2 separate regions of the Mus musculus genome follow, and region 2 is linked to region 1. Evidence: chromatin contacts called from ENCODE Hi-C or POLR2A ChIA-PET data. All regions are on one chromosome and are shown on one strand. The core of a region is the stretch at or near the end of the contact, and the rest is flanking DNA. Distances in the headings are between cores, read along the strand shown.

What was found. Hi-C counts contacts between places; a loop is a spot of excess contacts on that map. ChIA-PET counts read pairs that join two places held with the same protein, here RNA polymerase II (POLR2A).
Region 2: a map of left cerebral cortex shows a loop between it and region 1 (5-fold over the local background). The contact joins two enhancer-like sites. A Hi-C loop is called at or near these places in 1 of 37 maps with a recorded cell type or tissue (left cerebral cortex). POLR2A ChIA-PET finds 5 or more read pairs at or near these places in 1 of 5 experiments (Patski).

What each region holds. Positions count from the first base shown.
Region 1 is chr16:29,812,947-29,820,175 of GRCm38, forward strand. Gm46567 (predicted gene, 46567) reads left to right here and starts at 604. Exons shown (of 1, transcript NR_164311.1): 1 at 604-2,087. Within about 2 kb of position 4,584, at least 2 of the 3 ENCODE cell types and tissues checked have a DNase peak (open chromatin) inside an H3K27ac peak, as active enhancers do.
Region 2 is chr16:30,022,324-30,029,552 of GRCm38, forward strand. It overlaps 9030404E10Rik (RIKEN cDNA 9030404E10 gene), which reads right to left. Exons shown (of 4, transcript NR_045878.1): 3 at 4,022-4,152; 4 at 1-256. Among named protein-coding and RNA genes, the nearest start is that of 9030404E10Rik, 14 kb to the right of the region's middle. Within about 2 kb of position 2,513, at least 1 of the 3 ENCODE cell types and tissues checked has a DNase peak (open chromatin) inside an H3K27ac peak, as active enhancers do.

The DNA of each region.
Region 1 (7,229 bases), core at 3,334-5,833:
TGGTTTTGTTTCCATATTCCTCTAGAATCTTGATAGATCCGCACGCTGGCTTTGGCCCTAGATCTTGATACCAACGGTGTTTCCTTTGGTCTTGGTGGGTCCTTCCTCGCTGAGAGCAAGCATCTCCCAAGTGCACTGCAGCCTGCACCTGGGAGCCCAGACAAACTCTTTGCACAACCAAAGAGTTACTCTGGTTCCTTGGGATTCCAATAGGGTTTATCGAACACCACCCAGGGCTAGTCAGTAGTCAGTGAAATGGCCTTTCCCAAGTCTTTCATTTAACCAGTCTCTTGCTTGCTCACTCTCTTGCTCACTCACTCATGTGCTATTTCAGCCTACCGCTTGCCTTTGTATAAAGGAAGAGTCATAGCACGACCCTGGATAACTATCCAGGCTGCCGCAAGGCTCTGTAAATATTCTTTCTCAGAGGAGTGCACAAAAGTAGCATTCAACCAGACTCTAAGGAGCAGCTTCCGGCTGAAGGCCAGGTGTCCTTCAGGAGGATGGGATGGGCTTTCCTTGCTGAGAACAGCTTGTGAAAATGCTGCGGTGATGTACAAGTTGCTTAGAGTGTCTCTGTGGCAAAGGAAACTGCGCATGGGCAGAGATGAAACCAGGGCAGGCACCGGAAAGAGGGGGACTTGGGAGCCCACTGTTAACAGATGCTGGGGAAGACTATCTCCCGGCTCCCAGGCAGGCCATCGCTCACTGGATCCACTGCTCTGCCTGGTATCCAGGCATCATCACCTTGGCAAGTTGCTGGATGCAGATGGCTTGCAGACATGTCCCCTGCACAGCCTTTTTGGCAGCTGCTGATGGGACTCTAGAGCTGGGACTAGAGATCCCCCAGATCGCGCAGCAAGCCGTGCGAGCCCTTCCCTGCCGTGGTTAATTTTCACTTTTCCACAAGGACGCGCCCTCGGAGGAGACCAGCCGCGGAGCAGCGCCTGCTGGGGACCACATGCCTCCCCAAGGGCGGGTGCTCTGCTTTGAGCCCTGAAGAAGCCAGGCTGCGAGCATGTCGCCACCGCAGCCGATCCAGATGCCGCGGGCCTCCGGGAGGCTGTGCGCGTGGGCCGGCCTCGCGTGCCGGGAGCCCCCTGCCCACATGAAAGCGCGCGGCGGCTTCCCGGGGCGCCCGCACCGCCAGCGCCAAAGCCGCGCCCCCGCCCGCAGCCACGCGCTGGAGCGGGGCGCACAAAGGAAATGGCAAGGGCGTGAGTCACCAGGAGGCTCGGCGCTCCCCCGCCCTCCCCGGGCTGCAGACCCACAAGGAGACCTTTGTGCCGCCCTCTGGAGGACAACCGGCACCCGCTGCGGGGAGGCAGGCATTTCAGGGCGCCGAGTAATGCTGGGGAGACAGGAGGAGGCTCTACAAGAGGAGGGAGCGACTTTTGTGACCCACAAGTCTGCAACGCCTGCGCCCAGATCACCCTGTGCGCAGGCTCAGAGAAGCTAGTCATCTTGCCCCCTCCCACAGACCCACCTTGACTTTGTTTTGCCGGGTTGTCTTCTTACCATGGTGTGAGAGACTTACTTTTCCTGTGCCGTTCCGAATTGAGATTGAGAGGTGCTAAAACTATGTTCCATAGTGGATGGAGGGTTGGACGGAATAAGTCATTTGTACAGATTGAACTATTAGGAGCTCGTCCAGTGTCTCCAGTTTTCAAGCAAAAGAAATGTAAGCTCAGAGGGACATACTCTTCCTGGCTTGGTGTATTTTTACTGTGTGGCCTTTGGGTGGTTCAGGGAACACCCCTCGGCCTGACTGACAAGAAAGGTTAGGTTAGTGGAAACCTGCAAGCACAGATAGGTAACACCCCAGGGTACTCACTAGGACCCATAAAAGAAATCAGAGGAGCAGCAGCCAGGGCTCCAAGCATTAGGACAGGTCACAATTACAGGCATGAGAGGGAGGTAAGCGTAAGCTTTTGTTGGCCATGAATGTTTAATCTACTTGGCCCCAGGAAGGGATTGTTCCAGACAAAGGTGATTGGGAAGTCTGGGTCCTCTAGGACACAGTGTTGGTAACTGACTGGTCATGGGCCATGTGACAGAAACTTAATAAAAGCCTACAGACCCAGGTACTCTTTGGGGACCTTGAAGGCCTCAGCATCTCAGCACCACATCCCACCCACTCACTCCCAGAGCCCGCTTTCAGTTACTGAGAAACTAGGGTGCCAAATGATCTGAGGTTTTCTACCTGTGAAAAGACAGTGCTTTGCCACATTCAGGAGCGCGTGCACGCACGAGCACACACACACATATACAAACCATCTATAAACCTCCTTCCCATGGGGAAGACAATGACCTGCCACCACCCACTAAGATTCCTACAGAATGGACTCACAATGTGCACAGACTAGGCTCTGAAGTCTCTCTTTCTGCAATTCTTGTGCTGATTGCCCTCCAATGCTCCAAGTTAAACAGCAGGCTACTGTGCAGACAAGCTGGTACAGCACACACTGGAGCCCACGCTCAGGATGTACCATTGGGAGTCAGACGGTGCAGATGCCATCCATCTGAGGCCAGGCATCCCCTGCCTCTGGTGTTGGTTAATTTCCCAACAGAAGACAGCTTTGACTTAAGGATGGCTGTCACCCTCAAAGCTTACTAAGTTATTCAGAGTTTAAAGATGAGGAATCCAGGGGGACAATCTACACCCAAAGCCAGTGGCTGAGCAGTCGTGCCTCGATTCCAACCCACTCGATCAGCTGTGCCCCTGCCTGGACACTATTCACAATAAGGGGAAAGGCTAGCAACTGCATAGAGGGCTTGCTGGAAGAGGAGCAAAGTGCTTGACATTTGACATGCATCTTCCTGTAATCCCCACAGCAACACTGTGAGATTGTTCTGACCCACATTTACACTCACAGGTGAGGGTTACGATGCAATCCACAAGGAAACATGCCCATGCGAGGTCATGTGGTTACTGAATACAGGAGCTGGCATTCCGAGCAGTGTGCCTGCCTCTCTGAGTTTCTAACCATGCCCCTCCTGGGCTGAGCAAAGCAAGATATGTCCGGTAATTAAACCCTGCTTCTTGTGGTTCTTCTGCCCTAGAGAAGAACAACTCTCTAATTGGGAAAGGGCACAGCAAATGCACTGTCAGGTTACCAGAGTTTTCCAGAGTCTTGGCCTTGACTTTGGCAGTTAAGGGATCAGTTTCCGGGAGAGGAACAGGTTCGGGCAGTCTGATTTAGAATGACTCAGTCTGCAAGGACTGCGCCAAACTCAATGAATTGATTCACCTGTGAGATAATTCTGCCCAGAAAGATTGTAGCTAAGAGCACTGGCTTTGGAGTAGGAGGCAGCTGTGTTTGAACTTCTCTTCCTCATGGCCCAGCTCTGTGACCCCAGACATCTTAGTCACTCTTTCCCACTTACCTTCGGACACTGAATAATGACATCTCCTGTGATGTCTGAGCCTTAAATAGAATGCTGTACATGAAATGGCTAGTGGAGTGGTTGGAGCTTAGTGCTTGCCCAACACATGGCAATTCTTACAATCTTTGTTAAGAATTGTGTTTGGAAACTAGGTTTGGCCATTGGATAAGATCTCTTCTGACCAGTAGGTAGTCCCTTCCCCCCTTCACTCACTCACACACACACACACACACACACACACACACACACACACACACACATCTCGCTCAGAAGGATACTGGAAGCCCTCAATTCAATGGAGGGGCCATAACTGTACTAGTGGCACCCACGCCTTTCCATGTCACCCCAAAGCATTTCCATTCAAATGTCTAATGCTGTTTCTGGACTCAGAGCTCTGTCTTCCCCTGGACAGAGCGGCTCAGAGCAACACTGACCAGCCCTGACCTCTCTGCTAACTTCCTGTGGTAAACTCCGGTTCTCCCTGTGAGGCCCTGGTCACATAGACCTTCGCCTGTGAGACTATATCATCTGCCCAGGGACTGACCACATGCCAACCAGGCATCAGCACATCTAGCCTAAGGAGTCCCAGCCATGAGAAACACAGCTGGTTTCTCTTTCTGAGGTTGAAGTCTATTGGGACAAAAAGCAGGCACAGAAGCCAACCCAAGTCATTCCAGCTCCTGCCAATTGTCAGGAGGAATAAAAGCATGATGTGACAGAGAGCCCTGGAGGGAGAAGTGACTAGAAAAGGCCTCTCTGAGGAGGTAGCATTTAGCCTGAGGCCTGAAGGACAAGGGGGAGCCAGCCCTGCCAAGATCTGGGAACACGGGGTTCCTGGCATAAGGAGCAGCTTTTCCCTTCGGAGGAGGGAAAGAACTCGATGTGTTTCTCATGATCCGACCAGGATGGAGCAGATGGTGGAAGAGTGGGGGAGGAAGAACCGTGGCTGTCAGAGGCAGCCTCCCTCCTCTGTGCACCGTTCGCCCAGCTGGATGTTTGATGTGAGAATCAGACTCCTTGACATTTATTGAACACCTACTCTGTGCGGAGCGCTGTGCGGGCGCTTTCTGTCTTCCTCCTTATTAAATCCTCCATCTTCCAACCACCTCTCTGTTTATGCAATGGCTCCATGGATGCCCTTGTCCTAGGTGCTATCATTAGCTCTCTGTGGGGGTCTGGATCTCTCTGCCCATCCCCCACTCCAACTAGTCCCTAAGCTCCAATTGTCAGGCTCCTTGGTATCTCAGCACATCAAACTAAAATGGTGTGGTCATGCGGAGGCTGAGGCTGTTCCTCACTCTGTTGCCTGCCGGTGGATCCTAACCGGGATACCTTGTCTGGCCTCAGTGGGAGAGATGGTGCCTAGTCTGACAGGGATTTGATATGTCAAGATGGATTGGTACCCAGGGTGAGTCCGTGTCCCCCCCCCCCCCCCCCCCCGTCTTAGAGGAGAAGGGGAGAGGGAGTAGAGGAGGGGCTATGTGAGGGGGAACTAGAAGGAGAGGGGGGCTGTGATCGGGATGTAAAGTGAATACATAAATTAATGGCAAAAGAGTAAATGTTCAAAGGAAACAAATGTCCTTTAGGAAAACGTGTTAAATAATGCCCCAGTTACACACACACACACACACACACACACACACACAGGTACTGTCCTGCTTGCTAAGTTCCAGACAATATGCACATTCCTTGTCTTGGGCAGCTTTAGGAGTAGGAGAAGATAAGAACAGAAATGGATGCTTTTCAGATTAAGTTTGTAGACTCACACTGGGCTGCCATGGTTGATTCGGTACCTTCATGAGTGTGGTATAGGCTGACAAGTTTTTGGTGTTACACACAGTGGTCAATCTAACCCTTTATGTGTTAGTATCTACTATAGAGGGTAAGAATCATCCCAGGCTGTCCTCCAGTGGAACAAGGTGGTCTGGACAAGCCATGTAGCCTGCTTAGAACTGGAATGACCCATCTGTCCTACACCTCATCGTTAGGAACCTACCCTGAGCTCTATAGACCCTGCGATAGAAATCCTCTCACACGGAAAGATGGAGTCAGCGTCCTGTGCTCTTTAACTAAAGAACTGTAAGGTCGACTGTGTACAGGCTTTCACAGAAGTACCAGAAATATGTATATGGGAAGAAGGTGAACTTTGAACTCTAGTATGTAAGTAATAGAAGAGAAGAGGACCTCAAGTATGGTTTTCATCTTTTTTTTTTTTTTGAGCATACAATTATAAAAAATGTGAAAGAGAAAGAAAGAAAGAAAGAAAGAAAGAAAGAAAGAAAGAAAGAAAGGAAGGAAGGAAGGAAGGAAGGAAGGAAGGAAGGAAGGAAGAAAGAGAGAGAGAGAGAAGGAAAGAAAGAAAGAGAGAGAGAGAGAGAGAGAGAGAGAGAGAGAGAGAGAGAAAGGCTGAAGAAGGACTTGCAGCAATAATAGGGAGTGTGGCCAGATAAAGGTATTTGGAGACTGTGTGGGAGATTATGGATGTTAGGGCTCACAGCAGTTGGCTTTATTCACCAAGGGAGCAGGCCCTGAGGCTAATGAGAAGTACAGAAAGTGAGGGAGGTATGTGGGGTGAGGGTGCAGAGCAGGACTGTTGCTATGGAGATGATAATCAACATTTACCAACCCAAGACTCCAGAAGCCAGAGAGCACTGAGATGTCACAACACGTGGAAGAATACGGGCCTTGTGGTGGATAAGACTCCACTGTAATCTCTACCGTTGATTAGCTGTGTAACTTGGATCAAGGCACCTCGGTTTCTGACCCTGTTTCCTCAATTGCACAATGGGGATCACAATTTCTAAACCTCAAGCTGAAATCTGTAATAAGATGAGCAAACCCTCCTTTTACTGACTCTGAGAATCCAGGCCTTTCTCCAGGCGTTCCCTGTACGTGGTGCAAGGACTTCCTCCCTCCTCCTGTTAGCAAATGACCTTGGGCAGAGTTTGAAGGCCACGGGACACCCAAAGAAGCTATCCTTCTAAGGAAAATCATTGTCTAGTCTATAAATAATATGGCCATGTTGGGTGAGTGATGAACCTTGCTATTTTAGTTTGATTCCCAAATTTTCTAGCTCCTCTCATCAATTATTTAAAAAATAGTTTTCCTTTTCATAAACACTGCAATCTAAATCTACACCCTTACCAAAACAGGCAAACACTTAAGAAGAGCACATGTGAGTGTCCTACCCCCGGTTCCAGGCACTCTCCCCAGAGCTAATACTACTAAGAGTTTCTGCGAACTCTTCCACAATATATTATATACATAAACATATATGCATATCTTTACATTACACCTGGGCATGGACTAGTGGTGAATGCCTGTGGCCTGAAGCAGGAGGATCAAAAATTCAAGACTCCATAGTGAGTTTCCAGTCAACATGGGCTATCAAGGGAGGCCCTGTCTAAAAAAATGCAGAAATAGAGGGAAAACACTTAGATGGTTTTTTCTGCTGTGAGGAAGGCTTCATACAAGCATAAGGGTCTGTATCTCACTGAAAAAAAAAATCCTTTAAACACTCCTCTAAACTGACTTTGACAGTTAAACTGTCTCCCTTTGTTGAGCATGTATTGGCTTGCTCTCTTTTCCTTATTGGGGACAGTGCCCTGTTAAATACATTTATGTGTACTTCTGTGTAAGAAATAAAATTCCCAGGGGTGACTTTATCAAAAGCTTTGCACAGTTAAACTTTTGGCAGAGCCTGTCAAGTCGGTTTTGAAGGATCCCTGCAGCAAGACAGCAACTGGGGTCACCGACCTCCTCAGCGTCCGTACTGCAAACTTCAGGCAATCTAAAAGATGAAAAGCCAACCTGAGGGGGTGTCTTCATTTGCATCTATTTAG
Region 2 (7,229 bases), core at 1,263-3,762, 210 kb after region 1:
TGGTGTGACTGGCACTCTCTCCAGTCAAAAATGAATCCTAGAGCAAGATCAAGTAAGGGGTAGGGGAGTGGGGCAGTAAGGGGGCTTTCCTCGGAACTGCAGACACAGTGAATGTTTCAGCCACAGTCACCTGGTATGCTTGAAGTACAATTTAGAAAGACGACCATTCACACTCCTTTTGGTTTGGGTCTAGCTCTTCGTCAGCATGGATCCTGCGTTGTGCTCTGTCATCCAGAAACGATGAGCTACCTCCCACCTGTGGATAGGATAGCAAGTCTGACTCAGCCCCCACCCCCACTTCCCCTGTAAGACCCAGCAGTTTGTTCTGCAGTTCTTTGGTGGTTTTCCAGAAGTATTTGCTACCCCTGCCCCTCCCCGCTCCCAGTCCCTTGGTGGAAGGAAAATTAGGTTCAGCAAAGCAACCTGCACAGGGCCATTTCTTTGTAAGTCACTACTGTTAGAGGATGTTGGCACAGATGTGCTTCACCAGCTGGTTTAAATGCCTATGTGGCAGTGCCTACGTGCTCCTGCAGAGCAGTCCTGGGGGTATCCGTGGGCTGGCATCTGGCTTTGTCTGTGTCTTTGTACAATTTGAGTCTGAGGAAGCCCCTTTTATGAGATCGTACCCAGTTCTTTTGGCAAGTGCTCCCGGCAAGTGTTCCCGGCAATGCTCCCTGTTGTCCCATCATGTGGCACACAGCTTTCCTGCCCTTCTCAGATCCCCTTAGCTTAGCCATCGGGACTCCCCCCGAGCACACACACACACCCTCGCCAGCTTGTCAGGTCTTCAGGCTCAGCAGGCAGGATGCCATGATTCTCTGAAGTAAGCCTGACAGGCCAAGCATTCACATTCACAAGGCTGTTTTCAGAGAAATACTCAACTTGGGAACTAAGCCTTTTTTATCCCTCTCCTCCCTTTCAGCCCAAAGTATGAAAACATCTTTTACGTACTTGCCTGGAAAAGGATTTCTAAAGAGAAAAATACCACCCATGCCCTGTGATTGCAGTAATTTGGAGTTTAAAAGCACAGCAAAGGGGAAGGGGGGTGGGGGGGGGGAATCGAGAACAGAACAGAAAAGATTAGAAAGCTTGGGAGGGGGGTACTCTCTGAGCCAGCCAGCGTGGTGACCCTAGTGTGCAATGCACTGGCTTTCCCCTCGTCTCAGAAAACACACATGTTGGTTCGGTTCCTCAGAATGGTGGGGGACAGGAAGCAGAAGAGGCAGTTGCCCAGACCCAAGGCTCAGATGGGGGTGTCATTCTTCAGGACACCTTATACTGAGCCCTAGGCTTCTCGTTTTTCACTTCCCGTTCAGTAGAGGCCTGCTTCCCTACCTCCTGGCTAGAGTCTCCTTTGTCTACTCCGAACATATAAAGTCAGTCTGTGGGGATAGCCCAAGAGAAAGCCCAAGCAGGATGCCTTGTCCTGAATCACGAAGATTTCTTTCTTATGGGACGGTTTCTGCAATACTATTGCAGTCTTCATGTTTGGGGCGGGACGCTGATGGAGCCACAGATCTGCTCATACCTGATGAGGTTTGCACTCTCCAGGCTCCGTCCTGTGAGTGACTGGAGACAGGGCAAGAGCAGTTTCAGTTTTAAGAGTAAGATGGGCTTGCCTGGGATAGCAACCTATTCAGCAATCGAGCACCCATGTCACATGGTGTCCTTCCCATCCTTGACAGACTATGGGATGTCACAAATCCCAGTAAAGAGCTAATGGGAAGGGAACCATTTTTTTCGAAGGGTCTACGTGTTCAGGGAGAATTCAACATGAACCTAGGGGAAGAGGAACCAGGAGAACCCGTTCCCAGACTAAACAGGCACATCTTAGGACTTTGGGGACAGGGGACAGGGAGACCTGATATGTGAGGCCCACATGCAGCTTATAGGGATATGACAACATGGGCATGTCCTCGTGCCACTGACAATAACTAACACCCACTGGAAGACAGGGAGCAGGGCCAGCAGCAGGCCTGGCAGATGCACCCTTAAGGAAAGAACAACAGAACGAGGCTTCACACGCCGCTCTAAAGCAGGTATATACAGTCCCGCTCCCATTGGCGCTGGAGTCTACAATAGGCTGAGATACAAGGGGTGAAGAAGCCAGCCAGGTAGTGTGGACATCCCTCGAAGAAGTAGTTCTTCTATAGTTCACCTGAATGTAGATCTTATCCCAGTTCTCTGGGTGAAAGGTTAATGTGAAAAAGGCCCCCTTAGGTACAGAGCAGAATGTACCTAAGCAGACAACAGGCACTCGTCCCTCTCCAGTTGGATTCCTCCCGAAGCACTTAGCTTTTTCCTGCGTGACTGAAGCTGAGACTAGAGAGGAAGTTTGTGACCTCTGAGTAGACAGCGGAGAGAGGTGTCTGAGTAGAACACCTAGCCTCATTCTGACACCCTTAAAGAGAGCATCAAGACCCAAAGCCATGCAAGGAGGATAAGGACACGCCCCCACATCTGGCGTCACCCATCTTCCTGCCACCCCAGCCCCAGCTCAACCACCCAGCTCTCCTGGGCACAGAATGGATGAGTCATTCACGAGGCTGAAGTCATTAACTCAGGAAGGAAGCCACGCTAGCTGCCTCCTTCTCTCTCAGCTCTTGCTGCCCTTGCAAAACACATGAGTAACCAGACATTCCCAGAGACCTCGTTAAGACCATTGCCAAGAGAGGTGTCTGGAGCTCATCAGCCAGTTGAGAAGCCACGCTACAGGCCTTGAATCATGCTGGACCCAGGGGAAAGCAAGGCCAAACTTGTCTGAATCCAGCGTTGCATCACAGAGCTGAGCAAGGAGAGAGGCTTACCCCATCACCCAGCCGGGCTGCCCCACCCACAGCTGTAGCTGGGACTGTCCCTTTCGGTGGTGCCCCCACTGCATCTGGGACTTGGGGAGTCTCAGGGGGGTAAGAGACAGGAATCTTATGAGGGACACTAGACAACAGACAGGGCTCAGTGGTCCCGTCTGACAGAAACCAAAGCCCACAATGGCAGTGATACTTGCCCAAAGTCAAACAATTAATTAGCAAACTAAGGACAGAAACATTTATCCCTCAGAGTTCTGTCCCCCACAATCTTCACTGCACCAGATTACAGTGACAGATAATGTCAAGTTTGTCATTAAAACAATGAACAAGCAAACAGGCAAACAAACAAACAAACAAACTCAAAACCACCCAAGGTCTATCAGTAGGCAAAAAAAAATTAAGCCAGTTGTTGTAGCACACTGATAGGATATGCCAGAAGATGGAGGCAGGAGGATCATGAGTCCAATGCCAACCTGGGCTAATCATTTTGGGAAACTGGGCAGATGGCTCAGTGGTTAAGAGCATTGGCTGCTCTTCCAGAAGACCCAAGTTCAGTTCTCAGTACCCACATAGTATCTCACAACAGTTCCAGGGCATCCAATGCCTTCTGGCCTGGATAAACACATGTGGTACATATCCAAACATGCAGGTAAAATACCCATACACATAAAAGAAAAAAGAAAAAATTAACAGTTAAATAAAAGGAAATGCTAATGGGCCATGTACCAAGATTGGTGTGGGGCTAGAGAGATGGCTCCGCAGCTTAGAGCACTGACTGCTATTAAGAAGACTAGGGTTCAAATCCCAGCACCCACATGGCACCTCTGTCCTTCCAACTATCAGCACCTCCAAGATCTGACACTCTCACACAGAAGTACATGCAGGCAAAACGCCAATGCACATAAAATAAAATGTAAAAATTTAACAAAAGAAGAAATTTACAAAGACTGGCACTGCTCTCTGTGTTCCTGTACGGAGTGGCCCAGTAACAAGTATAGGAGTTATGAAATGACCACGCAGCAGCCCTTCTGCGTGAGTTGCCACCATTTTGATAAAGGAAACACACACACACATTCTTTATAATAGCTCATGCTGGGAGTGGGTTGGACGGCTGGGGTCCTTAGTAGTAATACTAGTTCTTTTCAGAAACTGCTCTCCCTGACAGGTGCTCAGCATCAGTCAGCTCGCCTTGCAGAGCCCAGCCAGCCACGCACCTGGGAGCTTTTCCTGGTACCAGGCGCGTCAATCCTCACAGCCTTGGTTTCCAGATGCATAGGACCTCCATGTCGTAGAGCTCTGCTGTGGCTCCCTGAAGGCCCTTAGGTGACACAAGAGCACAAAGAACCTGGAAGACAATGACTTTCCCTAGTTGTGACGCATATAGACCCCGAGTGTTATCGGCCATTCTCCTTGTTTAAGCCACCTGACTCTCTGTGAACACTGACTGACAGGCCGGGAAGGCAATGTCAGGCAAGGACATCTGTGCACGGTCAAGGTGACACTATAGGACAAATGGCTTCTTGGCTCCTACTCTAGTACTCATAAGGAGGGGCCACCTGAGCCATATCTGAGGCACACAGAGTGAGAACTGGGGTACACCCGAAGCTTCAGATGATAGAAGGAAAGAAGCACCCCTCAAAATGATCTCCCCATAGAAGTCCCTGGAAAACTCTACCAGCAACTTCTACTGCTGTCTGTCACACATACACAGCATATACACATACACACACACACACCAGAGTCCACATCTCCATGCCCATCTCATAGAAAAGGAAACAGAGGCTCAGAGAGAAGGGAATAATTGAAACTCCAGATCCAAAGCCAAAAAGTCTCTGTCCATCTAGATCGATTCTCAACCTTCCTAATGCGGCAACCCTTTAACACAGTTCCTCAGGCTCTGGTGATGACTGCCTCCCTCCACCACCATAAAATGATTTTCATAATTCTTTTGAAGCAGCAATTACAGATTGCTACTGCCTAACTGTAATTTTGTTACTTTTATGAATCATAAATTAAATAAATATCTGTGTTTTCTGACGATCTCCCGTGAAAGGGTCATTTGACCCCCCCTCAAAGGGGTCAGGACCCACAGGTTGAGAACTACCAGTGTAGCTCCATGGTCCTTGGAACATGAGCACAGCCAGTCAGTATAGATCGACTATTGAGAAGGAAAGCCTGCACCCATGCTCACAAAAACTGGGATACTTACCATTTAGGATACAAATACTTATGATGTGAACGGAAGAAGACTCCAGGGCCGTGCCACAGAGTGGCTAGGGTTTGGTTAGGAAATAGCCGCAGTCCAGGGGAATCAAACTATTAGGGGCTATTAATTAGACATTCAGACCTCTTACCCTAATTTTCCAGCTTCTCCACCCTTCCTCCCCAGCTGTGTCACCGCTAGTGTGACACACGCTTGATGTCCTGTCTCCCAGCTTGGGCTCCTTGTGTGCGAACTGTAATGCTCTCCTATTGCTTGTCCTTCATATTGACCATGTATATTTGTGGGAGGACAATCCTTTTTTTTTTTTTCCTGAGGTCCTTCCTCCTTTCATTGCTGTGCTCATTCGTTCATCAATTATTTACTGCTTGTTCGTGTGCCAATCACACTGGTGGTATCACAGAATTTAGAATAATTTTCTTTAAAAGAACCAGAGAGAAGAAGTTACCCCCAAACGCTAAGGTGAGATCTCTTCTAAGCAACAGATGCACTGAAGAAGAATGGATGTTTATTAATGCTATTATTTATTAATTCTTCTGTCTTGAATTTTCCCTCAGTCACCGGAATGCAATCAATAAATGGCAACATTTTCCTGTCTGATGTTCTCAAGGCTGCATTGCAGAGGCATGGAGTTTTAATTTCATGTGCATTAGTTTCTGGGTCTTGGGTGTCTGTCCCTTGCCCCCCCCCCTTCCCATCACCCCCCTCCCCAAAGCAGATAAATGAGGTTCTAAACTTTGGATAATAAGGCTTAACAGTGAGGCGCTTTTTCAAAAGAGAATCATTTCTCAGTCCTCATTTGTTAATCTCTCTTGGTAACATTATGAGTTTGTGCAGCATGCCCCAAGGCAAGCTAAGCTTTCCCAGGACAATTAAAGTTACTTAATTATTAAAAAACTGTGTGTGCTGCTGCTCAGAGAGAAAGAGGCAGGCAGGCCCGGCTCCCACAGCCCCCACAGGAGTGACCGGACACTGTGGGAACCCGGTTACTTTCCCGAACCATTGTAATTCTTTCAATATAATCTATGAAAATCCCCTTCGTGCCGCCTGGCCTGTCCCACCCCTGCATGAATGATTTAGGGGCTGAGGCTGCTGAGCCCAGCCTGCAGGCTCCTCAAGCCTCCCTCAGGGCTGACTCTGGCTTCTTCAGGCCCATGGAGAAGAGGCCAAGAAAGATCACAGGCCCCTGTCTAGGCAACTAGAGAGAGGGCTCTGGACAATGTGAGTCTTTGGTGCCAGTGAGTTCCTGCTGGGCCATTTTTCCTTGGGCCATTACCTATTCTAGAAAGGGCTGAAGGGAGGAGGCTGCCCTGGCTAGGAAGGTTCCCTGTATGCAGAAATTTCACTCAGCCATTTCTCTAGGTGATTTTTTTTTTTAATATGGAGTGATGAAACTGGAGGTGTCCCTTGGTCTGATGGTAGTACCCACAGGCCCTAGACACATCAGCCCTGTGTCCTGAGCCTTGGATTTATAGATAAAGGCAGCTAAGCTATTCTTGCTAATCCTTCCTGCCCCACCAGCTCCTCCCACCTTCAGTTGTACCAAGTCTCTAGAGGAGCCTAGCTCAATGGAAGAGTGTTGGATACACACCAGCACACACTCACGCATGTACACATGCATGCACGGACTCACCTACACCACCTCCAGCATTTAGAATCATATAGTTTTACATATTACAAAAGCAAGAACAGGTGCAATTGATTTGTCACATATTTTGTATTGCTGATATATTTAAAATACAATTTGACTTGCAATCAGTTTTTAAAAAAAATATATTAAATAAGATGGTTTACATTTTAAAATTAACTCTTCAAAGTCTAGTTTGCATTTTACTTTTGTAGCCAATCTTGGCAAGACCAGCCAGATTTCAGAGGTGGAATTGCATTGTGGTTAGCGGTAGCAAAGCACAGGGCTCACTTTCCTTCATATCCCATCATGCCTCGATACTCCCTGTTACTACGACAACAAAAGACTCCTCCAAAAGGCTGGAACCTGACTCCTCAGATACTAAGGGCATGTTCCCCAGCACATGGGAGAACATTATGGAGGCAAAAAAAAAAAAAAAAAAAAAAAAAAAGAGAGAGAGAGAAGCCAACCACAGACACTGTCACAGACTCTCTTAGGAGGAGAACATCATTAAATGATCAGAGCAGGGTACAAGCAACATATGTGGAACCCTGTGCCACACACAGCTGGTTGT